Linked DNA regions of Homo sapiens: region 2 is linked to region 1. The links are chromatin loops, found by intact Hi-C in ENCODE. Cell type or tissue: endothelial cell of umbilical vein. All regions are shown on one strand. Each heading gives the region's core, and the rest is flanking DNA. Links, peaks and the distances in the headings are about the cores only. Region 1 has its middle 43 kb from the start of LINC03114. Region 2 has its middle 150 kb from the start of TBL1X.

The links. Peaks named below come from ENCODE experiments on the same cell type or tissue, not always from the same donor. Only the 100,000 strongest peaks of a DNase experiment are listed, where the experiment ranks them.
Region 2: it touches region 1 in a loop (14-fold over the local background); 12 of 110 quality-filtered maps call a loop at or near these places.

What each region holds. Positions count from the first base shown.
Region 1 is chrX:8,961,827-8,978,043 of GRCh38, reverse strand. No RefSeq gene overlaps it. Among named protein-coding and RNA genes, the nearest start is that of LINC03114, 43 kb to the right of the region's middle. In endothelial cell of umbilical vein, for the core only: no CTCF peak of the experiment used is centred there; a DNase peak (open chromatin) is centred at 6,693.
Region 2 is chrX:9,306,682-9,322,898 of GRCh38, reverse strand. No RefSeq gene overlaps it. Among named protein-coding and RNA genes, the nearest start is that of TBL1X, 150 kb to the left of the region's middle. In endothelial cell of umbilical vein, for the core only: a CTCF peak has its summit at 9,504 (motif pointing right); no DNase peak of the experiment used is centred there.

The DNA of each region.
Region 1 (16,217 bases), core at 3,554-11,553:
CTAGAAGAAAACCTAGAAAATATCATTCTGGACACAGCCTTGGTGAAAAATTTATGACTAAATCTCCAAAAGCAATTGCAACAGAGACAAAAATTGACAAGTGGAACCTAATTAAAGAGCCTCTGCATAACAAAAGAACTATCAACGGAATAAACAGACAATCTACAGAATGGGAGAAAATATTCACAAACTATGCATCTGATAAAGGTATAATATCTAGAATCTATAAGGAATTTAAACAATTCAACAAGATAAAAACAAGTATCTCCATTAAAACATGGGCCAAAGGACACAAAAAGACGTTTTTCAAAAGAAGACATACATGCAGCCAACAAATATATGAAAAAGTGTTCAACATCACTAATCCCCAGAGAAATGCAAATCAAAATCTCAATGAGAAACCATCTCACACCAGTCAGAATTGTGATGATTAAAAAGTCAAAAATAACAGATGCTGGTGAGGCTGCAGAGAAAAGGGATTAATTATACGCTGTTGGTGAAAATGCAAATTCATCCATCCACTGTGTTAAGCAGACTGGATATTTATCCAAGAACTTAAAACAGAGCTACCATTCAACCCAACAGTCCCATTACTAGGTACATACCCAACAGAAAAAAAATTATCCTATCAAAATACACATGAGCTCATATGTTCGTCACAGCACTATTCACAATAGCAAAGACAATGAATCAACCTAGATGCTCATAGACTATGGACTGGATAAAGCAAGTATGGTACAGACACACCATGGAATACTATGCAGCTATAAAAATGAACAAAATCATGTTATTTGCAGCAACATGGATGCAGCTAGAGGCCATTATCCTAAGCAAATTTATGCAGGAATAGAAACTCCAACACTGCATGTTCTCACTTATAAGTAGGAGCTAAATGAACATTGAGTACATATGGAGATAAAAATGAGAACAATAGACACTGGGAAATACAAGAAGGGGGAGAGTGGGAGAGGGGAAGTGTTGAAAAACTACCTATTGGATACTATGCTCACTACCTGAGTGACAAGATTATTCATACACTGAAATTCAATGATACAAAATTTACCCATGTAACAAACCTGCACATGTACATCCACAAACTAAAATACAAGGTGATAAATAAATAAATAAATAAATAAATAAAAGCTTAATTTTTAAAACAAAGTTTGTTTCTTTATGTTTCAGGGACTCTTGGCAGAAGAGAATGGTGTGATATCATTGTTTTCCTAAGTCAATACTTCATCATACTCAACATATCTGAGTAGTAAGTACACATTTGAATAGTCCCTCTTTCTCTAGATTGTCTTTATTCTACTTAGTTTAAGCTATCTCATTTCTATATTTTATTTATTTACTTTTCATTATGAATTTTATTTTTTATTCAGAAGTCATAATTGTATAAACTTATAAGGCATAATGTGATGCTCTGATATATGTACACCATGTGGAATGATTAAATCAAGCTAATTAACTTATTTACCACCTCACTTATTTATCATTTTTTCTGTGGTAAGACATTTGAAATTCTTGGTAATTTTGAAATATACATTATTATTGACTATAGTTATCTCGTTGTGTAATAGACCTCAAAACTTATTCCTATTGTCTATCTGAAACTTTGTACCCTTTAACCAGCGACTCACCATGTCCTCTTTCCCACCCTATTCCCAGTCTCTCACAACCATCATTCTACTCTCTACTTCGCAGTTCAGCTCTTTTAGATTCCAAATGTAAGTGAGATCACGTGGTATTTATTTTTTTGTGCTTGGCTTAATTCAATTAGCACAATCCCTTCTAGATTCATCCGTTTTGTAGCAAATGACAGAAGTTTCCCTTCTGTTGAGGTTGAATAGTATTCTGTTGTGTAGATATCATATTTTCTTTACCCATTCATCTGTAGGTGAACACATAGGTTGATTCCATTTATTGTCTATAATGAATAATGCTACAATTAACATGGGATTGCAGCTATCCTTTTGACACACTGATTTCAGTTTCTTTGAATCTATACTCAGAAGTGGAATTACTGGATCATAAGATAGATTTATTTTTATTTTTTTGAGGAATCTGCATATTGTTTTCTCACCAATGACAAAAGCTATTCTAATAGGTGTGAAGTGATACCTCATTGTGGTTTCAATTTAAATTTTTCTGTGGATTAATGATGCTGAGCATTTTAAATATACAGTCATGTATTGCTTAATGATGAAAATATGTTCTGAGAAATGTGTCAGGTGATTTTGAGAACATCATATAGTGTACTTACACAAACCTAGATGGGATAGTCTACTACAAACCTCAGCTATATGGTATAGCCTATTGTCCCTAGGCTACAAACTTATACAATATGTCACTGTACTAAACACTGTAGATAAATGTAACACAATGATAAATATTTGTGTATTTAAATTTCATTCTTCTGCATGTAGATATCCAGTTGTTCAAACACCTGTCACAAAAAAGGGGTTTTTCCCACATCATGTGTTCTCAGCACCTTTGTAAAAAAATCAATTGGCCACTGATGCATGGGTTTATATCTGGGCTTTCTATTCTAATCCATTGGTCAATGGGTCTATTTTTATGGCAGTATCATGTATCATGGTGTTTTAGTTACAATTATTTTATAATTTTTTTTTAAATCAGGGAGTTTGGTGCCTCCAGCTTTCTTGTTTCTGTCCAAGATCGTTGGCTATTCAAGGTCTTCCATAGTTCCATACAAATTTAAAGATGATTTAATCTACCTCTGTGAAAAAAATGACATCTGAATTATGATAGGGATTATGGTGAATCTGTAGATTGCTTTGAGTAGCATGGCAATTTTCACAGTATTATTTCTTCAAATCCATGAATGTGGGATATCTTTCTACATGGGCTATCTTTCTATTTATTTGTGTTTTCTTCAATTTTTTTATTGATGCCTTTTATTTTTCAGTATAAAGGTTTTCTATCTCCTTTAATACATGTATACCTAAGTTTTTTGCTCTTGTAAATAAAATTATATCTTAATTTTCTTTTTAGATAGTTTATTATTAGTACTAAAAATATTATTGATTTATGTATGTTGGCTTTGTGATCTGCAAGTTTACTGAATTCGTTTACCATTCTAAAAGTTTTTGGCAGAGTTTTTAGGGTTTTCTATATGTAAGATCATGTCACCAGCACATAAAGACAAATTCGCTTCTTCCTTTTATGTTTGTATACTTTTTCTTTCTTTCTCTTGCCTAAGTGCTCTGGCTATGATTCCCAAAACTATGTTGAACAAAAGGGGTGAGAGTAGAGTAATGTTAGCTATGGGCTTATTAGTATGGCCTTTATCATTCCCTCTCTATATAATTTATTGAGAGTTTTCCTTGTAAAAGGATGTTGAATTTTGTCAAATGCCTTTGCCACATCTGTTGAGATAATCATATGGTTTTTGTCCTTCATTCTGTTAATGTGATCTATCATGTTGTTATATTTGCAACATTCAACATACGTTGAATTATTCTTGCATTCCAAAGATAAATCTCCCTTGATAATTGTGAATAATTTGTTTCACTATGCTGTTGAATTTGGTTTGCTAATGCTTTGTTGAGGATTTTTGCATTTCTGTTCATCAAAGATATTTGTCTGTAATTTTCTTTTGTAGTGTCCTAGTATATATTTTTAATTAAGCTTCTATTTGATGAACATGTAAAATTATTAGAAAAAGTAAACACGTTTCTAGGATTATTTTTTCCTTTTTTTCTCAGTATTATACTCTTTTTTAAAATTTCAAATTCAAGCTTCTCATAAATAGTATTGGTTTATGCTTCCTGAGAAACTCCTATACTTCCAGTATGTCCTTAGTTCAATTTTGTGATACACCTTAAATAAACGTTAGAAACCATATGGTGAAGGTGGTTGTCTCTCAATTTTTGTTACAGCATGTAGCACACAGCCACGAAAATGTTTACTCTCTAAATTTCAGGTACTATTCAAGGGATCTGGCTGCATATGGAAAAGTCCACCATCCTCTATCTGAAACTCTTAGGGTCATATGCATGCGAAATTACCATTTTTCTTCTGATTTTAGAAAGGTGAGTATTGCATAGACTATATATTATGTAGCCCACCAGTGAGAGTCCAGAATAGCACCTTATAATCAAGCAAATTAGTATGTCTACAGCTAAATGAATGTTCACACTGGATAAGATAAAGACTATAAATGGATTTATGTCAGTTCTTCAAATGAATCAAATGAGTTACAAATATTATCAAGTAGAAAAGAAAGATTTTCAGATAGAAGACTTATTTATTCAAGAAACTTTAATGACACTGTTGACTATAGAGATGAAAACACAATTTTATAAGGAAGGAGATCACAGATGAGTGTAGTATAATAATTCAATCCCAGCACTTTGGGAGGCCAAGGCGGGCAGATCATGAGGTCAGGAGATCGAGACCATCCTGGCTAACACAGTGAAACCTCGCCTCTACTAAAAATACAAGAAAAAAAAAAGGGAGTCTAGCTATATATAATATGCTACGGTCACAAAGAAAAAAATACACCAAATCTAGTTTAAGGGATTGGGAATAATTTTCAGAACAGGGCAACTCTCAAATATACTCTTGACAAGTATGAACATAAACTGAAGAAGGGAAGAGAGAGGGAATAAAGTTGCTGGCAAAGAGAACATTTTTCAAGGCAGCAAATGTGATCAGGAAGGAACAAGAAAAGGATGGATAAGAAAAAGCTGAAGTCAGCATCATGTTTGACTCTTTAGAAGCAAACCATTTATCTTCAGTCTATTGTGTTATTAAACTTCTGTTAAATCTTGCTGTATATTTGTGTCATATTTAAATTAAGCTCTTATTGAACCTTATCTTTGTTTTTCATACACAATTTTAATGACTCTTGTAGAAATATTTTAAAATAAAATTGGAATCCAGATATGTTTCTTTGGCTTATGTTCCACCTTACCTCCATGTAAGTAGAAATCTTCTAAGACATTTTCACAGCTCTATTTAATTTAAACTTGCATCAAAATTTACCTGAAATACTTCATATGGTAGGATCAGAGAATGAGTAGAGCAGAATATCAAAAGAGCTTGTGAAAATAAAAGCACAGTAATCTGCTTATTTTTAAATTAAAAATTATTTAGACAAGTGATTCGATATATTTCAAAAATAATGCTTTTGATAACAAGACAGTAAACTAGGAAGCTCCAGGCCTTTATTCTTCTACAGAAACACTAAAAGAAATTAGACTAGTTAAAATAACGTTATGGGATTTCTGAAAAACAGTTAATGGTCTGGTGTACATAGGTCTGCTCTGTAATCACCCAATGGAGAAAAAGCTACCTTCAAATTGGTACACAATTTTTATTTTGCTTCTACTGACCTTGGCCCCGTTCTTTCCATGATGCAGTGAGATGTGGTAGATATAAAGCAGCCCAGTTTCTGATCAAGGAATTTCTCCCTTGGGCGAGAGGAAGAAGAAAAAACCTTACTTGCAACATTCTGAACTGTCTGGGAACTACCTAGTATTCTGCCCTCTAATTTTCCTTTCCTGGAATTCAGAGAAGAAAAACAGCATATGCCAGGCCTCAGACTAAAAAACAAAAAGCCATAGAAATTGTCAGTGAAAATGGTTTGTAAAAGCTTCAAGGGGACTACAGACCCACTGATACTGGGAGCTAGAGATTAGTAATTAAGGATTGCAACAGGACAACTAAGACACACTAAGAAGCTGGGCTAGGACTCTTTTGGAAATTAAAGCATTTAAGCAAACATACGTGTACACACACACACACACACACACACACGAAGTCCTAGGTGAGATGCATGCTCAAGGAAGACCTGAGAAAACTTCAAGACTTTACCCCTGCTCGGGACATGCATGCTGAATAGTGAAGGCCTTTCTTGGCAAAGAACCAGTCAGCAAAGACTGGCTATAGTGATTGCTTTTTCAAATGCACATTTTTTGTTTGTTTGTTGCATCAAATACCCAATTTTTTAATGTAAAAAAAAAAAAAACCCACAGTATTTTCAAAGAAAGAGAAAAGGCCCATTCAAAGGATGAAAGAAAAGTGGCAAAATCACCTCTGAGCAAACAACAGTTTTTAGATATATTAAACAAAATCTTTAATATAACTTCCTTAAGTATGTTCAAATAACTTAAATAAAAACAGACAAATTAAAGGAAATTTTAAAATGATATCTGAACAAGATGAGAATATCAACAAAGAGACAGAAACTACAAAAAGAAACCAAGTAGAAATTCTGAAGCAGAAAATATAATAACTGAATTGAAAAATTTACTAGAGAGGATTAACAGCAGACTTCAACAAGCAGAAGAATCAGCGAATGTGTATACATTGCATTTAAAATTAGTAGATAAATTATTATTACTCAGAATTCTCCTGAGAACCTAAGAACTCTCACTAACACAGCTCCTCAGACTCAATAATTCATCTATTTATCTTTCGTCTATATACCTTTCTATATATTTTTTCTGTATAAGTAACATTTATTGAACATAGTATTTAAAAGACTCTGTAAACTAGATCTTCTTTGTATTCTGCTAAGACTTGTTGCTTCTGACTTGAGTGTGCATGTGTGTGTCTGTGTTGGTCCTTCCGAGTGCCTCATATTTGCAGCTCCTTATTCTTTGGTGAGAATAAACACCAGGCATTTTACTTGCATTGCTTCTTCACTTACAGTGTGTTGATAGTCCTGTTTGATGAAACTCTGACCAACTATCTCCCCCTTGTGGAAAACATTTATTGGTGTTTCACTCTATCTAGAGAAGACAAGGCTGCCTTGTTGTGTTTAGTACTGCACTTTATTTCCTCACTGAGGCTGTCTTTGTTTAATTTTTATCTGAAATGCCAGATTCATAAAGTATGAGTGTATTAGTCTGTTCTTGCATTGCTATAAAGAAATTCACAAGACTGGGTAATTTATAAAGAATAAAAGTTTAATTGGCTCACAGTTTTGCAGACTGTACCAAAAGCATGGCAGCATCTGCGTGGCTTCTGGGGAGGCCTCAGGAAACTTACAATAATAGTGGAAGGTGAAGGGGGAAGCTGGCACATCTTACACGGCTAGAGCAGGAAGAACGGGGTGGGGGGAGGTGCTGCACACTTTTAAACAACAAGATCTTGTGAGCACTCACTCACTATCACAACAGCAGCACTGAGAGGGAAATCCGCTCCCAAGATCCAATCACTTCCCACCAGACCCCACCTCCAACATTGGAGATTAAAATTGAACATGATATTTGGATGGGGACACAGATCCAAACCATACCAATGGATCTGGCAGTTCTTGTTTTAATTCAGGTAGAAAAATCCTTCTAAAATGAGCATTTAAATTTTAAATATTTCTCACCTACTCCTCTTTTGGTTCCATTATTCGACTTCAGTCTAATGGAGCAAATCTCAATTGTTACTGAACTTATTTTGGTTTTCTACTTCTCCTCTCTATCAAAACAGAACATTGCTCAAAAAAGAACATTTGACAGATAATTATAAAAAAGCACAAAGAGTCACCTACAATTCCACCTTCAGTGAAAAATCCTCTGATATTTTAGCATATTTGCTTGTTATCTTTTCTCTAGTATATTTGATACTTCGTGTTAATGGTCAAGATCATATGGAGTATGTAATATTGCATCGTTAAGCCCTTTTTTATAATCTGCTTTATTCACCTATTGAAACAAGACCAGATCTGGCTTTGGAATCTTCTGGAAATAGCCTCCTGTAAAATGAAAAAGGTCTTGCACTGAAGGGCTCAGGAAAATCTAGGTTCAGCTCACTCTAACAAACAGTAATTTTGTTGACAAATTACTTTAGGCTCAGGGCCGTGGTTCACGCCTGTAATTCCAGCACTTTGGGAGGCCGAGGGAGGCGGACCATCCGAGGTCGGGAGTTCGAGACCAGCCTGACCAACGTGGAGAAACCCCGTCTCTACTAAAAATACAAAATTAGCCAGGCGTGGTGGCGCATGCTTGTAATCCCAGCTACTCAGCAGGCTGAGGCAGAAGAATCACTTGAACCCGGGAGGCGGAGGTTGCAGTGAGCAGAGATCGTGCCATTGCAAGGCAGCCTGGGCAACAAGAGGGAAACTCCGTCTCAAAAACAAAAAAACAAATTACTTTAATGTCAAGGATCCTGCCCTGATTCTTTCACTTACCATGAATCCCTTCAGACTCTCAGATACCTTGCCATTAGTTCTGAAAATTTCAGTACATAACTATAATAACAATAGCTAACACTGTTTACTCTTCTAAGTATTTTATGGTATTAATTCAACAACAGGTCTACCAATTAGGCACAATAATTGTCCCTGTTGTAAGGAATAAGATTAAAGCACAAAAAGTTAAGTAACTTGCTCAAGATCACACTGCTACTAAGTGGGGAAACTGGGATTTAACCCTCTGGCAGTCTGACTACAGAGTCCATGGTTTTAATCACTATATTATGTGGCCTCTCTGGTAACTGAAAAAATGCATATGAAAGCAGTGTGAATATTACAAATTGATGAGCAAATATAAAATGAATCCTTGCACATTCCATTACAGAAAAAAAAAACAACAACTATGAGCCACATTTTTGTGGGTAATAAAAGCACTGAAAAGAAGTTTGGAGCTTATTGAATTATTTTTTGACTATTCAAATGAGAATTTAATTTCTGAAAATATACTAGGCCTGGGTCTATGCATGAGTCAAATATTTAAGTTTCAAAATAATTTTCATGTTAGACATTTTAAAAAATTAATAGAATTTATTTCTTTTTAAGACAATTATTTTTTATTTTACTTTTTAATTTTAACATACAATACACACACCTCAGCTTCACATCTTTGTTCGTGGAACCCAGGACGGTTGATCATAAATTTGTTTCAGAGATGATCTAGACTGAAGCTCTAAAAAGCCGTGCAAAGCCCAGGCACCTATTAGAATAAGTCAACCTGGCCCTTTTATCCTGAAAATTACCTAGTATGTGGCTTATCCCAACTGCCACCAAAAAAATTCTGATTACTTAGGATACTTCGTATATCATGAAGTAATGGATGAATAGAAGTGATACTAAAGACATTTTACAATCAGTATGGCACTGGTATCAACCAATCAAAAATTATATTGCATCTATTAGAGTGGATGTGCTATTTTTCAGCTGGAGATTTCAGCAAATCTATCAGGTTCTGATTCACGCTATACCCCTTCCTAGCTGTGGTCTTGGGTAATTTCATCACTCTTTATTTACTTCTTTTTATACCCCAACTTTTATTTTAAATTCATGGGTACATGTGCAGGGCTGTTATATAGGTAAGCTACATGCCATGGGGATTTGGTGTACGTATTATCTCGTCACCCAGGCATTAAACATAGTACTCAATAGGTTGTTTTTTGATTCTCAGCCTCTTCCCACCCTCCACCCTCAGGTAGGTCCTGGTGTCTATTCTTTTCTTTGTGTCCATGTGTTCTCAATGTTTAGCTTCCACTTATAAGTGAAAACACGAGGTATTTGATTTTTTGTTCCTGTTAGTTTGCTTAGGATAATGGCCTCCAGCTCCTTCCATGTCGCTGCAAAGGACATGATCACCTTCTTTTTATGGCTGCATAGCAGTCCATGGTGTATATGTACCACATTTTCTTTATCTAGTCTACCATTGGTGGGTATTTAGGTTGATTCCATGTGTTTGCTGTTGTGAATAGTGCTGCAACGAACATACACGTGCAAGTGTCTTTATGGTAGAATGATTTATATTCCTTCAGGTATATACCCAGTGATGGAATTGCTGGGTCAAATGGTAATTCTGTTATAAGTTCTTTCAGAAATGACCACACTATTTTCTACAATGACTGAACTAATTTACATTCCCACCAGCAGTGCGTAAGCATAAGCATTCCCTTTTCTCTACAACCTCATCAGCATTTGTTTTTTGACTTTTTAGTAGTAGCCATTCTGACTGGTGTGAGATGGTGTCTCATTGTGGTTTTGATTTGCATTTCTCTAATGATTAGTGATATGGTTTGGATCTATGTTCCCACCCAAATCTCATCTCAAATTGTAATCCCCGTGGATCAAGGGAGGGACTTGTAATCCCTGGAGGGAGGGAGGTGATTGGATCATGTGGTGGGTTTCCCCCATGCTGTTCTCTTGATAGTGAGTGAGTTCTCATGAGATCTGATGGTTTTATAAGGGGCTCTTCCCCTTTCACTCCCTCTTCTCTCTCCTGCCACCTTGTGAAAAGCTACTTGCTTCTCCTTTGTCTTCTGCCATGATGGTAAGTTTCCTGAGGCCTCCCCGGCCACGTGGAACTGTGAAAAATCACCTGGTGACCATTGAACAGGCCCTGGAGACAAAAAAAAAAAAAAATCCTTATCTGAGGAATTTAGAAGAGAGCAAAGACCGCTTGGTGACCATCAAACAGATCATCCAGAGGCAAAACTCCTTATCTGAAAAATTTAGAAGGCAACAAACACCTCCTGGTGACCATCAAATGGGCCTGGAGGCAAAACTTCTTATCTGGGAATTTAGAAGTAACTCAATTTCCCTGGTATCTAAGTTGGCATCTGGTTCCAGGCCTCTTTCAACTTTTATAAGTAACTAAAATTTCTCTGCATCTCTGGAATGTGCTGAAACTCATTTTACAACCCTGAGCTCCTGCCTTAAGGTCTATTGATACCGCTAAGGAAAAATCCACCGAGGCATGCTCAGTCCTCTTGCTGAGGCACCCAATGTAGTGTTCTTCCTTCCTAATAAACTTTCCTTTTTCAAACCTATACTGTTGTTGGTAAATTCTTTTTACCAACCTGTGAGTTGACCACTTCCCACTGCCAGGGCTCTGACATCTTTCTGGCAACCTCCTTTGTTTATAAATTACCTAGTCTCAGTAGTATCTTTACAGCAGTGTGAAAATGGACTACTACAGTAAATTCGTTATAGGTAGTTAGGTATGAGTGGGGCAGGCGAGGGCTCTCTCCCCACCCATTATACATGTCAGGTGATGGTTTGGCAATTATCACATTGCCTCTCTAAAAATGATAGTTTGGCAGTGCTAGGGAGAGATCATTTCCTGATGGTCCACACCTGTTAACATCAAACTGTTAATTGAATGCAGGCCCCACAGAGAAGCAACTTCCTGGGCATGCGTGTTAAGAGACAAAAAAAATGGCCTGTAATCCCAGCACTTTGGGAGGCCGAGGTGGGCGGATCACGAGGCCAGGAGATCAAGACCATCCTGGCTAACACGGTGAAACCCCGTCTCTACTAAAAATATGAAAAATTAGCCGGACATGGTGGCATGCGCCTATAGTCCCAGATACTTGGGAGGCTGAGGCAGGAGAATCACTTGAACCTGGGAGGCGGAAGTTGCAGTGAGCCGAAATGGTGCCACTGCACTCCTGCCTAGGCGACAGAGCAAGACTCTGTGTCAAAAACAAACAAACAAACAAAAATGGCAAAGTATGATCTTCCAGGTATATTCCACTGGAAAAGGGAAGAAAGCCTCAGATGGGCATGCATACCAACTCCCTAAACACACTGCGTGTGTGCACAGTTATAAAAGGTAAGGAAGACACTGCGCATGTGGGCTGCCCCAAGGGAAGAATCGTGGGAAAGAGGTGAGCCTAGGATCCAGGTTAAACGCCTCGTTTTTGCTGTTTTCTTTTGCTCTCTATTCTCTCTTGGACCTTCAGGTGCCCGTTTGGGTCTCTGGGTCTCTTTCAAGTGAATTTTCCTTTCTTTCCTGTTCTAAAGGCTTTTAAATAAACGTCCACTCCTGCTCTGAAACTTACCTTGGTCTCCCTTTCTGCTTTATGCCTTTTGGTCAAATTCTTTCTTCTGAAGAGGCAAGGACTGAAGTTGCTGTGGGTGTGTACGGATTACTGCTGGTAACCTGGGTAACTTGGATCTCTTCCACTGGTAACAAATTGGTACTGCAGAGAGTAGGGTACTACTATAAAGATACTTGAAAATGTGGAAGTGACTTTGGAACTTTAATGGGCAGAGGTTGGAAAAGTTTTCAGGGTTCAGAAGAAGACAGGAAGATGTGGGAAAGTTTGGAGCTTCCTAGAGACTTGTTGAATGGTTTTGGCCAAAATACTGATAGTGATATGGACAATGAAGTCCAAGTTGAGGTAGTCTTGGACAGAGATAAGGAGCTTGTTGGGAACTGGAGCAAAGGTCACTCTTACTATGCTTTAGCAAGGAGACTGGCAGCATTTTGCCACTGCCCTGGAGATCTGTGGAACTTTGAACTTGAGAGAGATGATCTGAAATTGGAACTTATGTTTAAAAAGGAAGCAGAGCATAAAGGTTTGGAAAATTTCCAGCCGGCCATGAGGTAGAAAAGAAAAGCCCATTTTCTGGGGAGAAATTCAAGCTGGCTGAAGAAATTTGCATAAGTAACAAGGAGCGAATGTTAATAGCCAAGACAATGGGGAAAATATCTCCAGGGCATGCCAGAGGTCTTCACAGCAACCTCTCCCATCACAGGCTTGGAGGCCTAGCAGAGAATAATGGTTCCTGGGCCAAGCCCAGGGCCCCCACTGCTCTGTGCAGCCTTAGGACTTGGTACCCTGTATCCCAGCTGCTCCATCTCCAGCTGTGGCTAAAAAGGGCCAAGGTACAACATGAGTCATTGCTTCAGAGGGTGCAAGCCCCAAGCCTTGGTGGCTTCCACATGATGTTGGGACTGAGGGTGTACAGAAGTCAATAATTGAGACTTGGGAACCTAATTTGGGAGCCTAGATTTCAGAGGATGTATTGAAATGCCTGGATGCCCAGGCAGAAGTCTGCTGGAGGGGCAGAGCCCTTATGAAGAACCTCTGCTAGGGCAGTGTGGAAGGGAAATGTGGGGTTGGAGTCCCCACACGGAGACCCACTGGAGGACTGCCTAGTGGAGCTGTGAGAAGAGGGCCATCGTCCTCCAAACCCTAGAATGGTAGATCCACTGACAGCTTACACTATGCACCTGGAAAAGCCACAGGCACTCAACACCAGCCCACGAAGGAGCTGCACAAGGCCATGGGAGCCCAACTCTTGCTCCCAGCATGCCCAGATGTGAGAAATGGAGTCAAGGGAGATCATTTTGGAGCTTTAAGATTTAATGACTGCCCCGCTGGATTTTGCACTTGATCGGGGCCTGTAGCCCCTTTGTTTTAGCCAATTTCTCCTATTTGGAATGGGAGCATTTGTCCAATGCCTGTACTCACATTGTATCTTGGAAGTAACTAGCTTGCTTTTGATTTTACAGGCTCCTAGGAAAAAGGGACTTGCCTTGTCTCAGATGAGACTTTGGACTGTGGACTTTTGAGTTAATGCTGAAATTAGTTAAGACTTTCGGGGACTGTTGTTGGGAAGGCATGTTTGGTTTTGAAATGTGAAAAGACATGAGATTTGGGAGGAGCCAGGGACAGAATGATATAGTTTGGCCCTGTGTCCCTACTGAAATCTTATCTTGAATTGTAATCCCCGTGTGTCAAGGGATGGAGGTGACTGGATCATGGGGCAGTTTCCCGCATGCTATTCTCATGATGGTGAGTGAGTTCTCATGATATCTGATGGTTTTATAAGGAGTTATTTACCTTTTGCTCTCTCTTCTCTCTCCTGCCACCCTGTGAAGAGGTGCCTTCTGCCATGATTGTAAGTTTCCTGAGGCCTCCCCAGCCATGTGGAACTGTGAGTCAATTAAAACTCTTTTCTTTATAAATGACCCAGTCTCAGATATTTCTTTACAGCAGTGTGAAAATGAATTAATACAATTAGTGATGTTGGGCATTTTTTAAATATGCTTGTTGGCCACATATATGTCTTCTTTTGAAAAGTGTCTGTTCATGTCCTTTGCCCACTTTTTAATGGTTTTTTTTTTTTTTTTTTGCTTGTTAATTTGTTCAAATTCCTTATAGATTCTTGGTAACAGACCTTTGTTGCATACATAGTTTGCAAAAATTTTCTCCCATTCTGTAGGTTGTCCCTTTACTCTGTTGATAGTTTCTTTTGCTGTGCACAAGCTCTTTCATTTAATTAGATCCTATTCATCATTTTTTGTTTTCGTTGCAGTTGCTTTTGGCATCTTTGCATTGAAATCTTTGCCAGGGTCTGTGTCTCAAATGGTATTTCCTAGGTTATCTTCCAGGTTTTTTAGAGTTTTAGGTTTTACAATTAAGTCTTTAATCCATCTTGAGTTGATTTTTGTATATGGTGTAAGGAAGGGGTCCAGTTTAAATCTTCTTCATATGACTAGCCAGTTATTCCAGCACCATTTATTGAATAGGGAATCTTTTCTCCATTGCTTGTTTATGTCAAGCTTTGTCAAAGACCAATGTTTGTAGGTGTGTGGCATTATTTCTGGGCTCTCTATTCTGTTTCACTGGTCTATATGTCTATTTTTGAACTAGTACCATGCTGTTTTGGTTACTGCAGCCTTATAGGGTAGTTTGAAGTCAGGTAGCATGTTGCCTCCAGTTTTGTTCTTTTTGATTAGAATTGCCTTGGCTATTCAGGCTCTCTTTTGGTTCCATATGAATTTTAAAATATTTTTTTCTATTCCTGTGAAGAATGTTACTGGTAGTTTCATAGGAATAGTATTGAATCTGTAAATTGCTTTGGACAGTATGGCCATTTTAACAATATTGATTTCTCCTATCCACGCACATGGAATGCTTTTCCATTTGTTTATGTCATCTCTGATTTCTTTGAGCAGTGTTTTGTAATTCTCGTTGTAGAGATCTTTCACCTCCCTAGTTAGCTATATTCCTAGGTATTTTATTCCTTTTGTGGCTATTGTGAATGGGATTGCATTCTTGATTTGGCTGTCAGCTTGGATATTGTTGATGTATAGAAATGCTACTTATTTTTGTACATTGATTTTGTATCTTGAAGCTTTGCTGAAGCTCTTTATCAGATCTAGGAGCTTTTGGGCAGAGACTATGGAGTTTTCTAGGTATAGTATCATATCATCTATAAACAGGTATTTTGACTTCCTATCTTCCTATCTACATGCCTTTTATTTCTTTCTCTTGCCTAATTGCTCTGGCCAGAACTTTCAGTACTATGTTGAATAGGAGTGGTGAGAGATGGCATCCTTGTTTTTTCTGGTTCTCAAAGGGAATGCTTCTACCTTTTGTCTGTTCAGTATGATGTTGGCTGTGGGTTTGTCATAGATGGCTTTTATTATTTTGAGGTATGTTCCTTCAATGCTTGAAGATTTTTAACATGAAGGGATATTGAATTTTATTGAAAGCCTTTCTGCATCTATTGAGATGATCATGTGGTTTTCATTTGTAGTTTGGTTTATATGATGAATCACATTTATTGATTTGCATATGTTGAGCCAACCTTGCATCCCAGGAATAAAAACTACTTGATCGTAGTGGATTAGCTTTTTCATGTGCTGCTGGATTTGGTGTGCTAGTGTTTTGTTGAGGATTTTTGCCTCTATGTTCATCAAGGACACCCAATAGATAATTTTAAAGACCCTGACCCCCTTCCCACCCTTCTCCCTTTTGGAGTTCCCAGTATCTATTGTTTCCATCTTTATGTCAATGTGCACCCATTGTTTAACTCCTACTTATAAGTGAGAACATGTGGTATTTGACTTTCTGAGTTATTTCATGTAGGATAATAGCTTCCAACTCTATCTATGTTACTGCAAAGGACATGATTTCATTCTTTTTTTGTGGCTGCATAGCATTCCATGGTGCGTATGTATCACACATTCTTTATCCAGCCATCATTGATGGACACTAAGGTTGATTCTATGACTTTGGTATTGTGAATAGTGCTGTGATGAACATGTGAGTCTGCCTGGGTTTTCTTGACACAAAATTTCTTTTCCTTTGAATGGAACCCAGAAGTGGGGTTGCTGGGTCCTGCTAATTTCTGATCAGCTCCCATCTTGAAGTCTCTCCCAGAAGCACTGACCTTTTAAAGAAGAACTGTAAAATATATTTTTTAATCGAGAGTAAAATAAAATGAGTCTACTATGATGGGAAATAAGGGCAGCTTTCATCTCTGTGGTCAGCTCCCTCAAATTTCACCTCCAAGAAAGGTCAAAAGACTTATGGGATCGAGTATTTGATATTCTTACACATTTTAATGTCTTGGAGGCTCCAAATGCCAGGGTGGCATTCGCATTTTGATCGTCACTTTTCAGTTAGTAAAATTTCCAGCCACAGACAGGATTTCTCATTCTTGGGGCATGAGATGACAGCAATTATTTGACTTTGAGAAATTGCAAAATGTT
Region 2 (16,217 bases), core at 5,330-13,329, 340 kb before region 1:
AGTGAGCCATGTTAGTGCCATCCGGCGTGACAAAGTGAGACCCTGTCTCAAACCAAAACAAAACAACTAAAAAAACCCTTCTGCTTTATTAGCATTTTTTAAAGAAATAAAATTCTGCACCCCTACCCTTAGTAGCATAAGGTTTATGAGGGGGGAAATGAATGATATATCAGTTTTGTTCTTACACAACTCTTCTTATATATGTTAGTGGTATCTATTCAAAGGGAAATATTACTTTCATGTTTAATATCATCTCTTATAAATTATTATTATTGTTATTATTTTTTTGAGACAGAGTCTCACTCTGTTGCCCAGGCTGGAGTGCAGTGGCGTGATCTCGGCTCACTGCAACCTCCGCCTGCCTGGTTCAAGCAATTCTCCTGCCTCAGCCTCCAGAGTAGCTGGGATTATAGGCACCACCACCACACCTGGCTAAGTTTTTGTATTTTTAGTGGAGATGGGGTTTCACCATGTTGGCCAGGCTGATCTTGAACTCCTGAGTTCAGGTGATCCACCTGCCTCGGACTCCCGAAGTGTTGGGATTACAGGCATGAGCCACCACGCCCTGCCTACCTCTTGTAAATTAAATTGGCTTAGAGTTGCTAAAGTATTTAGAGAGACTCTATTAGAACACAGATTTTCTTAAATATTTGTGTATGCATCTGTCTTCCCAACTGGACTCTCAGTTATTTAAGGGCGCATGTCTTATTTGTCTTCCGGGAGCCATGCCTAACATGACTGTTGCTCCTTAATATACATGCTCTGAGGGCTTGATATTTGTGTGGAGGAAGGCACATCGTGAAAAATTCCAGCTGATCGAGCTGCACATCAGCTACCTTTGATTTAAAAGTCTATTTCTTCTACTTAAAGATGAGGTGAACACCTTGATTCTTTATCTGTTCTTCAGCTTAAAAAATCCAGATGACAGAGGTTGATTGTGAATCTTGTATAAAACCTGCATTTCCGCGCGCACAGTAACACCCCTTTATCACTTTGCGTACGTCAACTTGGATGCTTGAATGCTGCCTGATGAGCTCTGATTTTGAACTCTCCTGCTTTCCCTTCGCCCTTCCCCGCCCCCTGCCCTTTCCTTCTTCTTCTTCTTCTTTTTTTTTTTTTTTTGGAGACGGAGTCTCGCTCTGTCGCCCAGGCTGGAGTGCAGTGGCCCTATCTCAGCACACTGCAAGCTCCGCCTCCCGGGTTCAAGCGATTCTCCCGCCTCAGCCTCCTGGGTAGCTGGGATTACAGGCACCCGCCATCATGCTCGGCTAATTTTTGTATTTTTGTAGAGACGAGGTTTCACCATGTTGGCCAGGCTGGTCTGGAACTCCCGACTTCAAGTGATCCACCCGCCTTGGCCTCCCAGAGTGCTGGAATTACAGGCGTGAGCCACCGTGCCAGGCCCCACTTTCCTTCTTGAGAGTATTCACTTTCTGGGTCCCAAAAGTTTGACTTTCCATTCAATTTGGATGGACTCATAGCCTTGGAGCTGCGTTGTTCGTGCCATTATTTGGAGTAAGGGAAGAAATGACTGGGTCTCCTTCACAATCTCTGTCCAATGAAGATTGCTATGCTGTAAAAGAGCAAACAATAAAGAACCAGAAGCACAAAATGATGACTCTTAAAGTCATCCCGCTAGGAAAAAACAATCAAACAAAAACCTAACGAAACTCAGTTTTGGAGTGGTGATGTGAACACAGCCTGCTGCAGATGCCTTTGTCAAGAACAGAGGTGGGTACTCGACTTCTTAGTGAGTTTACCAAGTGAGTCAATAAAATGTCTTCAAAAGCCAAGTTAAACACTCTTTGTTTAACTTTCGTAAATCTTCTGGCTCAGCCTTTGCACAGCGACCGTCAGGAAATCCCTCTCACAAACAAAACTTTAGTAGTGCCCCTTTATCTGCAGGGGGTACATTCTGAAACCCCCACTGGATGCCTGAAACCGCTGATAGCACTGGACCAGATTGCTGTCAGTCAGAACACATCCTTCTTATTATTTTTTAAATTAAAAACAATATGGGCCAGGGGCGGTGGCTCACGCCTGTAATCCCAGCACTTTGGGAGGCCAAGGTGGGCACATCATCTGAGGTCAGGAGTTCAAGACCAACCTGAATAACATGGTGAAACCCTGTCTCTACTAAAAATACCAAAAATTAGCCAGGCGTGGTGGCAGGCACCTGGAATCCCATCTACTTAGGAGGCTGAGGCAGGAGAATCGCTTGAACTGGGAGGCAGAGGTTGCAGTCAGCCAAGATCGCACCACTACACTCCAGCCTGGGTGACAGAGTGAGACTCCATCTCAAAAAAAAATTTTTTTTTAATATATATGTATTTCAGATGGGGAGTCTCAGTATGTTACTCAGGCTGGTCTCAAAATCCTGGGCTTGGGCTATCCTCCTGCCTTGGCCTCCCAAAGTGCTGGGATTAAAGGCATGATCCACCACACCTGGGCTGTAACACATTTTTGTTCAGGTCTTCCACCCACAAATTTAATGCCTTTTGCATCTTAACTAAGCACTTATCACACACTGTGGCCACAACCTTTGCAGTTTGAGATGTGACAGCAAAACTGGCATGAATTTCTTCTTCCTTCTTCACAATTTTACCAATGGAAGGTTTGCTCTTACTGTAGATCTTAGCAAGTCTGGCATAAGATTTTTTTTCCTTTTCTTATGAAGCTGAGAACTTTTACCATTTCACTTAAAGGGGGCACATTATGGCTTCTCTTATGCTGTCCATAGCCAAATGGACAACATCACTCCTCTTGTGCTTTGGGGTCATTATTAGGTAAAATAAGCACCGTGACACCGAGACAGTTGGTCGGATCACCAACTAGACAAAGGGGAGATTCACATCCCAGGCAAGATGGAGCAGGGTAGTGAGAGATTTCATCACATTGCTCAGAATGGCAGGCAATTTACAACTTAGGGATTGTTTATTTCTGGAACTTTACATGGAGTATTTTTGGGCTGTGGTTGATTTCAGGTAACTGAAAACTCGGAAGGCAAAACAGCAGATAAGGGGGGAGTACTGTACCTCTGTTGTCTTTTTATTATTTATTTATGTATTTATTTTTTAGAGACACAGTCTTGCTCTGTTGCCCAGGCTGGAGTGCAATGGTGTGATCATGGATCACTGGATCCTGGAATTCCTGACCTCAAGTGATCTTCCTGCCTTAACCTCCCAAAGTTATGGGATTACAGGCGTGAACCACTGCACTCAGCCCCTGTTTTCTTGATGACATTTCACTTCAGGTTAAGTTGAAGGAATTACAGTTTTCTCCCCTACAGCATTTATTTTTCCTTTGTCTTCCTTTATTCTGTTTATTTATTGAGGTTTAATTAACTATAGTAAAATTCATATATTTTAAGTTCAGGGCTCCTCAGGCTGCGTGCAATTCAGGGGTCCCATTCAGCCTATTGACTTTTTTTTTTAATAAGTTTTCTGGTAATATAGCCATTTCTATTCATTTACGTATTGCGTATGGCTGCTTTGCTTGCTGTTGCAAGTGCAAGCTGGAGTAATTGCAACAGTCTTGGCCCTCAATCTCGAAAATATTTATTATCTAGACCTTTACATAAGGTCTCTAGACTTTGCTGAAGTTCTATGAATTTTGACCAATTCAAACAGTCATGGAGTTACTACCATAATGGAGACATAAAAAATTTCCATTGTCCTTAAAAAATTGAGGGAGCCACAATTTGAGATAAGAAATGATTTTAGAAAAGTAACATTTTGCTCAATGTTAACACTGACTTTAGGTTTTTGACATTTGCAATCATTACGTATACGCGGCAGATTGTACGTTTGGCGTTCACATTTTCTGCAGAGGTTTCCCACTACTCTGCTCGACAGAACCCCGATTCCCTGCTGGGGAATTCATTCTCTCCCATTTTTGTACCTGACATGTGAATTAGCTGGATCCCAGCCAAAGCCTCTTCCATCCCTGCTGGTCCCGTTCATGCATCCAGAGACCGACACCTGCCGCAAAGGCAAGGAGAAAGGAAGGCCTTATTCGTTCCTGGGTGCTGCCAGAAAAGACTCCTGTCTGTTGGCCCAGAGGCAGAAAGCAGCCGGAATGGCTTGCACTCATCGGGGGCCTACGAGGGAGACCCCACCTGGAAGGAAAACTCAGGCTGACAGGGCAGAGCTGAGAACTGCAAAGAACCTGATCTTGGTCCTGATGATTTTCTGACCCCGGTTCAAGTCTTGCCTCTCTTTAGCCTTCCTGCTGGGCCTCTCTGTTACAGGGCCCAGTACATTACCTTGAGTGTAGAAGTTGGTTAGCGTACTGGTTTCTGTTATTTGCAACTAAATGAGCCCTAATGGCTACCCATTATATAACACTCAGGGAATTACAGAAACACCTTATCCAGTTATGCTGCAGTTGAGGATTTTATAATATGACTCAGCCCTTTGCAAACGGAACCTGCCTTGTCATTTCTAAGTCAATTAATCAATTGTCACTCATCTATTCTTTCACTGAATACTCATTGGGTATCTGCAATGTGGCAGGAAACCCCATTGTGACCCAAACTCTGGGGAAGTGCAGCTTCCTGTGGGTGTATAGCCCACAAAATCAGCAATCTGTACTAGTCAGGTCTTGCTGAACGAAGCCCCTTTCTGATTTGTCATGCATGCTTGAAACTTGGGGATCATCTGTGTCCCTCCATCCTCCCTGGAAGTCACCAATTCTGCCCTTCTCCCTCCTAGGGGAAGTATAAGAAAATAGTACTGGAATGGAATAGAGTGCCAGGCAGGAACCATAGTGACTCCAATGCCCAACATATTGACTTTCAGATATTTCTGGTTCATTCAAAATCCAGAGCTTGGAGGAAGCCCCGGTTTAGAGCTGTAGACTCGATGTCATCTGTGCAGGTCAAGGGGCCCAGGGAAAGTGAGGAATGGGTCACAAGAAGGGGAGCAGGGGAGCTCCTCAGGAAACACCAGCATCCCAGGCAAGAGAGAAGGACCCCAGGGGACCTAGAAGAAAGGGCCGGTGACAGAGGGGGAAGTCCAGGGCAGCGAGGTGTCCTCGGAGAGCACCGAGAGAGACTACAGGTGCCTGCCACCATGCCTGGTTAATTTTTGTATTTTTTTTGTAGAGGTGAGGTTTTGCCATGTTGCTCAGGCTGGTCTCAAACTCCTGAGCTCAAGTGATCCACCCGCCTCGGCCTCCCAAAGTGCTGGGATTACAGGTGTGAGGCACCGCGCCTGGCCTGGTGGTCCATCTTTATCTGTGTGTGCATGTGATGTATACTGCATGCATGCACACACACACTCACCTCTTTGTTTTAATTCCGTCACCTGAAGAACAGCCTTGAGACAGGACCAGAACAATGAAATGCTCTGTTGGGTGCAATTTGGCTCAAAAGAGTGTGATAACAGCAGGCGGTGGTTATAATATTATAATAGGAAGCTCAGAGATGTGCAATAATTTAGCGTGTGCAGCTGGGCATTGGGTGACAAGCGGGGCATTTGGAATGTTCCTTGTGAAATCCTTGGGTGGGTGGGGCCAGCTTCTTTGGCACTGCTGGGCCCTCACTCTCCATGCGCCGAGGTCAAGCTTCTTTGTCTGTGCAGCTGTGTCTTGGGCTTTCCCATGCATGCCTCTCTGAGCTGTTCTCTGCCTGGTTCGTTTTGTATTTTCTGTTGTCTTTTGTCTCTCCTGCTACCTGGGGTGTGGCCTGCAGGCCCTTCCCAACGTTGCTGAGGGTCCAGGGCTGGGGCACAAACAGACCCCCACTTGCCTTGGGTGTACACCATGAGCTGTAAATCAAGCTAACCACCTGCTGAAGAGAATCTCTTCTATCCTGCTACCTTCCAGGCCATGCTTCAGACAGCCAGGGTTGGTTGCAGCTTCCTTGGCCTCCCTGGCAATGCAGATACAAAGTGATGCGGAGCGCACAGCCCTGGCCCACGCCTGGGCTTTCTGCTACCCCCTCAGGCTCTGACCTGTGTGGTGGGAGGTCTTCACACCCTGGTACAGACTTTCCATCAGTGTACCCTAGGGGGCCCTCACCCTTGTCCCCATTTAGGGAAGAGGTGCTAGGGCCTATAGGCATGGCCTGGAAGCCGGAGGGCTTCACGTAGGCGCATCCCCTGCTCTCCCTTGGCCTCATGAGTCCTTTTCCCTGAGGCAGGACCGAGGTGGCTTCAGGGTAATGAATGTCTGAGATTGAGTGAGTGACAGAGAGAGAGAGAGAGAGAGAGAGAGTAGAGAGAGAGAGAGGTGGAAGGATCGAGGGAGAAAAAAGGAGGAAGTATCTGTGTTTTAAGTTTTTGTTTTTAGTTCACTCCTTAGAACTGGGGTGATAAATTTGACTATTCTGAAAATTTCTTTAATCCAAGTGTATATTAACCAAGCAATAATGTAGCTCCTACCAAGTGAAAAGTTTCGGGTCAGCCTAACACATGGCACGCCAAACAGCTTTATCCGGGCAGGCTGGTTCCAGGATTTCGTGGATTCTTTTACAGTCATATGCGGCTTGTGTGGCTTCGTGGAAGTTTGAGAAGAGTCTTTTTAAGGAACACACTTGCGGATGTTCTGTTCTGCTTTCCCTCTGGGTGTTTATAAATATGTCAGATGACACTACATGCAATGACATTGAACTTCCCCCATTAAACTCTAGGGATGGGGAGATTGGCAGCCTGCGTATTCAGAGCGGAGGTGAAAGTTTTAAGGAGGCCCACAGCCTCCTGGCTTCTGTCATTTCTGCAGATTGGAGATTACTTCCCTGCCGCTTTCTGCAGGGCTGTTGAAACCAAGCAAAATATAAGAACGTTTCAAGAAGCAGCCTCTTTGTGGGGAGCGTTTGGCTAGCAGGAAAGGAGAAGTGAGGAATGTGGCGTGAAAGAAAGAGTTGTCTACTGAATGAATCTGAATTGGCCACGTTTGTCGAGGAAAATCCTCCCTATTATGTATGTGTGGGGGTCTCGGTGAGGGCTCCTATAAGTGACTACCATAATTTAGGACCAGTTGATGAATTCATATATCTCTTGTCCTCTGTTCTCATAGTTTATGAGCAAAAGAATGGGCGGCCGGGCACGGTGGCTTATGCCTGTAATCCCAGCACTTTGGGAGGCTGAGGCGGGTGGATCACCTGAGGTCAGGAGTTTGAGACCAGCCTGACCAACGTGGAGAAACCCCGTATCTACTAAAAATACAAAATTAGCCGGGCATGGTGGTGCATACCTGTAATCCCAGCTACTCGGGAGGCTGAGGCAGGAGAATGGCTTGAAACCGGGAGGCGGAGGTTGCGGTGAGCCGAGATCGTGCCATTGCACTCCAGCCTGGGCAACAAGAGTGAAACTCCGTTTCGAAAAAAAAAAAAAAAAAAAAAAAGAATGGGCCTACTAAGTAGTCACCTGTCATTTGGAAACCCACAAAAATGGGAATTACTACGAGTTTTCAAATTCTTGATCTAGTGCACTGTAAAAGTTTTCATCACATTTTTTTGAGTGCGGTGTCTTTTCTTCTTTTCTTAATCATTTCTGATGTTTTTGCCCTGTATAGTGACAGGACTGTAATGGAATGGGATCATTTCTCTTGCGTGGGATTGTGGGAGTTAGTTCCATCAAGTGAAGGTTACACCACAGATGCCACGCAGCAACAGCTGTGTGGATGGAAAATTCCAGAGTCTTTTTTGTTGCAATATTTTCCATTTTTTATATGTGCAGGCAACTGTGTGCTTAACTGAACTCAGCTGTTTGAAAATTCACAGAGACTGTGAGATAATACCTGTCTTTTGTCATTTAAGCAAGTTTTAGTAATAGAAAAGCAGTGGTTGGTTTAAAAGAGTTTATGAAGTATGTGTTTCGTGAGCAATACTTGGTTCAACACCAAGAGAGGTTTAAAAATCGCAGTGTTGGCCGGGCGCGGTGGCTCATGCCTGTAATCCCAGCACTTTGGGAGGCCGAGGCGGGTGGATCACGAGGTCAGGAGATCGAGACCATCTTGGCTAACATGGTGAAACCCCGTCTCTACTAAAAATACAAAAAAAATTAGCCGGGCGTGGTGGCGGGCGCCTGTAGTTCCAGCCACTCGGGAGGCTGAGGCAGGAGAATGGCGTGAACCCAGGAGGCGGAGCTTGCAGTGAGCCGAGATCACTCCACTGCACTCCAGCCTGGGCGACAGAGTGAGACTCCGTCTCAAAAAAAAACAAAAAACAAAAAACGCAGTGTTTAAATTCTGATAGATAACACCTGTAATCCCGGCACTTTGGGAGTCCAAGGTGGGTGGATCACCTAAGGTGAGGAGTTCGAGACCAGCCTGGACATCATGGTGAAACCCCATCTCTACTTAAAAAAACAAAAAAACCAAAAAACAAAAAAAACAAAAATTAGCCAAGCGTGGTGGCTCATGCCTGAAGTCCCAGCTACTTGGGAGGCTGAGGCATGAGAATCTTTTGAACCTGGGAAGTGGAGGTTGCAGTGAGCTGAGATCATGCCACTGCACTCCAGTCTGGGCAACAGAGTGAGACTCTGTCCTAAAAAAAAAAAAAAAAAAAAAAAAAAAAAAAAAAAAATTCTGACAGATACAATAGAGCAAATGTGCATGAAATAATTTATGTTTTTTTAATAGAGAGAAAATGAAAGATGGTTATAGGACAGTTTCATGGTTCAAGGAAGTGGTGAGTTTTCAGCTGTACTCTGAGGATGGATAGAACATTCTTAAAAGAAAAACTACGAAGTAAAGTATGTGTTTATTGTAAGGGTATGCATTGCTAACTTTTTTTTTTTTGAGACAGAGTCTTGCTCTGTCACCCAGGCTAGAGTGCAGTGACGTGCTCATGGCTCACTGCAGTGTTGACCTCCTGGTCTCAAGCAATCCTTTCACCTCAGCTTTTCAAGTAGCTGGGACTACGGGTGTGCATCACCAGACCTGGCTAATTATTATTATTTTTTTTTTCATTTTTTGTAAAGATGGGGTTTTACTGTGTTGCCCAGGGTGGTCTTGAACTCCTGGCCTCAAACAATCCTCCCACTTCAACCTCCTAAAGTGCTGGGATTACAGGCGTGAGCCACTGGACCCTGCCCATTGCTAACTTTTGACAACAGAGCACACACACCTAACCAGCAGCCATATCAAGAAAATAACACTCCCAGCACCCTGGAACCTTCTGCCCCCATCCACTTCCCATCACCACCCACCACCTCTCTGAGCAGTGTGAATGCATGGTACCCATTTGTGTACTTTCTATACACGGAACCATGCTCTATTTAGCTGGTTTACCTCATCATCACGCTTGTGGGATATTTCACTCTTACGTGGAGGTGCAGGTCATTTGTTTCATTGCTCGTAGTATTTCCCTGTATACATATACCACATTAATCCATTCTATTGTTGTTGGGATTTGGGATGTTTCGTTTTAGGACACTTTGAAGAGTCTGTTGCTATGGGTATGCAAATGCATGTCTTAGGGTGATCATATATGCAAATTTCTGTGGGGTGTATGCCCCGGAATAGTAGACAGTCCCTAAGTAGTGGCAGCAGTTCACACTCCCACCAGCAGGGGGCGAGGTTCCAGTTGCTCCACAGAGAGCTTGATGGGCATAGTCAGGAAGCCACACAGAGAGCAGGAAAGAAAGTGCCAGCCTGGGTTTAGAGACCGAGCGTCCCCGAGCCCATGTTAGGGCCACCTTGGGGAGCCAAAAGAAATAAGGTGGCTGGGTCTCAGGAGGTGGGCAGGGCCGGGTGGGTGCTTCCTTGCAGCTTGCAGAGTTTGAACTCACCCCTAAGCAGTTTACAGCTTTGTAATTTACTTGGGTACTCCAAGGGCTTCGGAACCTATTTTCTTCCTTCCTTCCCTCCTTTCCCTCCCTTCCCTCCTTCCCTCCTTCCCTCCTTCCCTCCCTCCCTCCCTCCCTCCCTCCCTTCCTTCCTTCCCTCCTTCCCTCTTTCCTTCATTTCCTTCCCTCCCTCCCTCTCTCCCTCCCCTTCCCTTCCTTTCCTTCCTTCCCTTCTTTTCCTTCCCTTCCTTCCTTCCCTCCTTCCCTTCCTTCCTTCTCTCCCTCCTTCCCTTCTTCCCTCCCATCCATCACCCAGGCTGGAGTGCAGTGGCATGATCATAGCTCACTGCAGCCTCGACCTCTTGAGCTCAAGTGATCCTGCTGCTTCAGCCTCCCAAAGTATTGGGACCATAGGTACACTTCACTATGCCCAGCTCATTTTTTAATTTGTTTGTAGAGATGGGATCTTCCTATGTTGCTTAGGTGGTCTCAAACTCCTGGGCCCAAGCGATTGCCCTGCTTAAGCCTCCCAAAGAGTTGATATTACAGGTGTGAGCCACTGCACCCGGCCATGGAATCTGATTTGTATTCTAAGCAGCCTCTGCTTCCCATTGCAGCTCCATTTCACCCCAAAGGTGTATGTTGGTTCCCCAGTAATAGATCACACAGAACCTTCTTTCCTTGATGGGACTTGGGTTGAAGACCTTAGGTGTACTGTCTCCTCTCTTTCTTATCTCTCTTTTCAGATTAGGTGTTGATTTTAAGAAACTCCAGAAAATAGTAGACCCATAGGGTTCCCTCATTGTTTTGAAAAACAGCTTGAGATTTTGGGGTTTTGAGTACCTTTCTATCCATCTTTGGCAAAAGGAGTCGTAATTCCCAGCCTGTCTTCGATCTAAATTACTCCAACCGTTTTGAATGTGCCCAGAACGCTGTATGAAATGGTTCAGTCCAATACAATATATCTTCTAGCCACATGTGGCTATTTAAATTTAATTGAACTGAAATCAATTTAGTAATTAATAATTGATTAATAATTAAATTACTAATAAGATTCAGTTCTCAGTTAAGCTAGCCACATTTTAAGTGCTCAGTGACCACAAGTGGCTAGTGGCTACTCTGTTAGGCAGCAGAGAACATTTCCATCATCACAGAAATGTAGTGGGCAGCAGAGGATGAGATGGTGAAACGCCGAAGGAGGGTGGATTGTATGAAAAATGTACATGTGATGTGTCCTGTTTTAGTGGTTACTAGAAAAATGTTTGGTCCGTGATCAAAGCTGCATCACTGTAGTAACATTTCGTGTTCCTTGGGATTCTTATTTCAGTCATGTCTGATAGGCACTTCTGCATTTTGTTTCTCTCACACATTATTTTTTTCCTGGCTGTGAAATAAAAATCTGGGTGTTTAGGCATTTCCCACCAAGTGAAAAGCCATCACAACTTAGGACTGCATGTTGATTTACGGCTCATGTGAGCATAAGTAACTTGCCCAGAAAAATGCTGCCTTAACCCAGTGCTCACAACTCCTCTCTGCAGCTGGAGGTGGGCTGGGGTGAGATGAGGTCATCAGCAGGCCAGACCACTCCTGTCTGAGGGCCTGCTGCCGAAACTCTCCAGTGGGCCTGGAACAGGGAGCGGAAGAACACTTGGAGGATCGAACAAGACATTTTAGTTTAGGAAATTATTCTTATTTTTGCATGCCCTAGGGATTTTTGCATGTTACTGAAAAAACAGTCATACTTCTTGCCCTTCAAAGTATTTTCTGAATAAAACAAATGTCTTCTGGGAAGCTCAGATCAATCAAAGTCACAACTCCAAGATATTCCCTAGTTTCTTCTTAGATATAGAATTTATTCCCTTTTGTGTCAGCATAAAAATGAGAACAAAGCCCTGTGGTAGACTAGTTGTGTCATATGTATTTTGGCCATCATTCATTCATTCATCCAAAAATATACACCCAGTGCTTATTACTTACTGAGCAGTAAATTTGATCCTGGGGATGCTATGATGACCAAAACTGCTCTATCCCCTGTTCTCATGACCGTTATTATTCAGAAGGGGAGATTAGTGTTTCAAAAATGCAAGAAGTCCTATAATTAGGCACAGAATAAGGTGACATAATTGGCAAAAATTGAACTGACAGTTAGGGAAATGTAAGTTGAGATGGTCAAAATATTTTGATTTTACACAAGACGTCATGGAAAAGGTAGTGTTGTTAAATGAAAAAGCACAGGCTTTTGGGTTGAGACCTTTGGATTTAATTCCTGGCATATTTATTACCTATTGCCATGTGACAAGTCACTCCCTTGCAGTTTACAACAACTGTTTATTATCACATAGTTTCTAGGGATAGGAATTTGGGAGCAACTTACTTGGGTGGTTATGACTCAGGATCTCTCATGAGATTGCAGTTAAGACTTCAGCCCTGGCTGAAGTCAGCTAAAGCCTTAATTGGGGCTGGAGGATCTGCTTCCAAGATGGCTCACCCACATGGCTTTTGGTAGGAGGCATCAATTCTTCTTTGGCTTTTGATTGTCATTCTCATTCGCAGCAAGTGGACCTGTCCAATGGGCTGCTTGAGTGTCCTCACAACGTGGCGGCTAGCTTCCCTCAGAGTGAGTGATCAAAGAGAGAGCCAGATGGAAGACACAGTGCCTTCTATGACTTAGTCTTGGAAGTTTCATACCTTTATTTCACCCTTATTCTATTTGTTGGAAGCAAGTCACTAAATACAGCCCACACTCGAAGAAGAACAATTGGGCTCCATGTTTTGAAAGGAGAAGTATCAAAGATACTGGACATATTTAAAAACCATTTAAATATGGCTCATTTTCCTCTAGCTGTGGGATGATGAGCAAGTGTCTACATTCCCTGTGAGTTTTAGTTTTCTCATGTGACAAATAAGTTTAATAATACCATGGCTGGGCATGGTGGCTCACGCCTGTAATGCTAGCACTTTGGGAAGCTCAGGAGGGAGGATCCCTTGAGGCCGGGAGTTTGAGGCTGCAGTGAGCTATGATTGCACCACTGCACTCCAGCCTGGGTAACAGAGTGAGACCCTGTCTCTATAAAAAATTCAAAGTAAAAATAAATTTTATAAACAATGATACCCATGTCACAAAGCTGCTAAGAGAGGACTAAGTGAAATGCCGTAAGTGAAGAAAGATTTGTAAATTTTAAGGAGTTATATAGAGGTTAGTCATTTGGAAAAGCGTGGCCGAGCGTGGTGGCTCATGCCTGTAATCCCAGCACTTTGGGAGGCTGAGGTGGATGGATCTTTTGAGCCTGGGAGTTTGAGACCAGCATGGGCAACATGGCAAAACCCTGTCTGTACAAAAAAATACAAAAGTTATCTGGGCATGGTGGTGTGCATCTGTAGTCCTAGCTACTTGGGAGGCTGAGAGCCTGGAAGGTCAGGGCTGCAGTGAGCTGTATTGCACCACTGCACTCTTGCCTGCTTGACAGAGTGAGAGCCTGTCTCAAAAAAAAAAAAAAAAAAAAAGGCAAGAAACATGGATCCCCACACTTATAAACTCCCTATTTATGCAGTGCAAGACATTTGTTAAGCATTGAAGAGTTTCCAGGGTGATTCAGGCCTGATGTTGTGGGCTGTTGAAGACTTTCTCCATCTTTTCATTTTCATTCTCTTCTTTTTTTTTTTTTGGCGGAGTCTCGCTCTGTTGCCCAGGCTGGAGTGCAGTGGCACGATCTTGGCTCATTGCAACCTCTGCCTCCCCCATTCAAGCGATTCTCCTGCCTCAGCCTCCAGCGTAGCTGGGATCAGAGGCACACACCACAAGGTCCAGCTAATTTTTTTTTCTTTTCTTTTTTTTTTTAGAGATGGGATTTCACCATGTTGGCCAGGATGGTCTTGAACTCTTGACCTCAAGTGATCCATCTGTCCCAGCCTCCCAAAGTGCTGGGATTACAGGAGTGAGCCACTGCGCCCAGACTATTTTCATTCTCTTCTATTGGAACTTTAGGTTGATATGGATTGGAGTTCCTCAATATTTCTTTGATTAAACCAATTTGTAACTCTTTGTCTGTCTGTTTTGGGAAGATTTTTTGATTCAGCCTTCTAATCATGATTTCTTTTCTTGGCTGTGTTCAGCCAGCTTAAAGTAGATTCTGTCTATCATGTTTGAAATTTCAATGGCTCTTTTCATCCCTAAGATGTTTATTTTTTTCTATCCACATTTTTTTGTACTTTTCGGCATTAGTTTCAATTAATAGATGTTGTTGATCTCTACTCATTAGGGGCTTACCAATGAAAAGAGTTAAACCAACACAGATACACAGAAAAGAGATGAAAAAAAAAAAAAACAGCTGGTGACAAATGAAGAAATGAAGGAATGTTTTGTGCTAATGAAGAGCAACTAATGCTTTAACACTACACATTAACACTACGCATATTCCATGTGTTAGTGATTGTGGTGAAGGCTATCTTGTAGCTTCATTTCTTCTAGTTTCTTCCTTTGTGTCTTTAATGCGGGTGCCAGTGATGAGTAGTGAGGCCCTGAATCCCAGCTGGGATGAGTGTGCCAGTTGTTTCCTTTGGCATCCACTTTCTGTGTGTCTATGCTGCTCTAACTCTTTCAGTTTGTAAGCTCCTGATGTGCAGAGATCAGCAGCTTCTGTGATGAAGGCATTCATGTGTGTTTCTCCTTTACTGTTAGCTTTTGGCTTTTATCTGCTGATATCCCTAACTCTACCATCGTGGCTCTATTTTAACACGAGTGCTTACTTGCCTGTTTTCGGGCAGTTGCAAGTCTCTCTGACCATTGGCCATTTTTACCTTTCCTTTTTCCCCACAATTAGCCTAATTTCCCCTCTTTCTTCCTAAAGATCAGTGTCAAAAAAGATGAGAAAAGTGCCCAAGAAGCGACATACAATGGCAGCAGAAGCCCTCTAACGCAACTTGCTAGGCTCAGTCAAGCCATCTTTGGTGATCACGTACTCTGGTCTCCACAGTGGACTGCTTTGCCGCATGCTGTACATCCAAAGAAAATGGGGCATTGCTTTTTCTTTTCCGGAACTCACTATTAAGTGTTTCTGGAATCAGTGGACTGGCCCATGGCTGTCAGAATCATTTAGGCTGCTGCGGAGATGGCTATGGTGTTGGTGCTTTTGCCATAGACATCACCATTCGGTATTAATAGTGTCTCCTGGCTGGCTGCAGCGTGGCTCACGCCTGTAATCCCAGCACTTTGGGAGGCCGAGGTGGGCGGATCACGAGGTCAGGAGATGGAGACCATCCTGGCTAACAGGGTGAAAACCCGTCTCTACTAAAAATACAAAAAAACAATTAGCTGGGAGTGGTGGCGGGTGCTTGTGGTCCCAGCTACTCAGGAGGCTGAGGCAGGAGAATGGCGTGAACCCAGGAGGCAGAGCTTGCAGTGGGCAGAGATCGCGCCACTGTACTCCAGCCTGGGCGACAGAGCGAGACTCCGTTTCAACAACGAAAAAAAAAACTGTCTTTATTGCTAGACTTTTGACTCCGACAATGGACATAGATGCCTTTGTGCTTTTTTCTGTGCATCTTTGGCCAGAAATCAGGAGGTCTGGATCTAACATTAGCTTTGCACTGCCTGGCGGTGGCACAGGTTGTGCAGGCTCAACATCACCCTGGCTTGGCGTGGTTACTGGTTTATGTCTTGTGTGCTGAATGAGGGAACGGAAACACAAATGAAATAAAGACAGGATCTGGGGTAATTCAGTCGGCTTGTCCAAGCTTTAGGTTCACCGTTTAAAAACAAGGTAATTGCATTCATGCTCTTTAAAGATTCTTTCAGCTCTAACACTTTTTAATGATTCTAAATTAAATTATTCTTCATTGAACTGAATACCTCAAAGAAAAAAACACAAGTCGGTAATCTATCATAGTGCTGTATTATAGTTAGATAGTATCCAGTGATGATTTCTTGGTATTTTTTCCAAGGAGAGTGCATAAACTCAAGAAGATATTTTAATTAGTATTTCATCTTTATTATCATTGCTTTCCTAAGGTGCTTAACCTTGTCAAGCTGTTGCAGGGCTCACCTATTTTATGGTTAGCGGTATCAGTCTCACTCAGATACCATCATCACGTGGCATTTTGATAATTTGACAATTCCTCAGCCATCAACTGCCTTAACACTTTACATTCATTCAGATTCTTTTCTCTGTAGGGTGAGTTTTTAGAAAACTTCCTGGTAGTGAATTACTGAGTCCCTGTTACAAAAGGAACCACACTTATTATTTACCCTTTTATAACCTTGTGTGTGTGTGTGTGTGTGTGTGTCTGTGTCTGTGTTTCTAGCAAACAGCTTGCCATTAGCAAAGTCAAGTTGCTTTCCAATGTACCAATTGCTATGTTCTCCTTAATTACATATTAGTTATCAATTTCCCTAGATTAACTATGTTTTACAAGTATATTTTGATTTTGTGTTGGCCACTGTTGTGTTTCTCATCTTAAAACTGGCCAAGAACATATACAGGCCCGGCG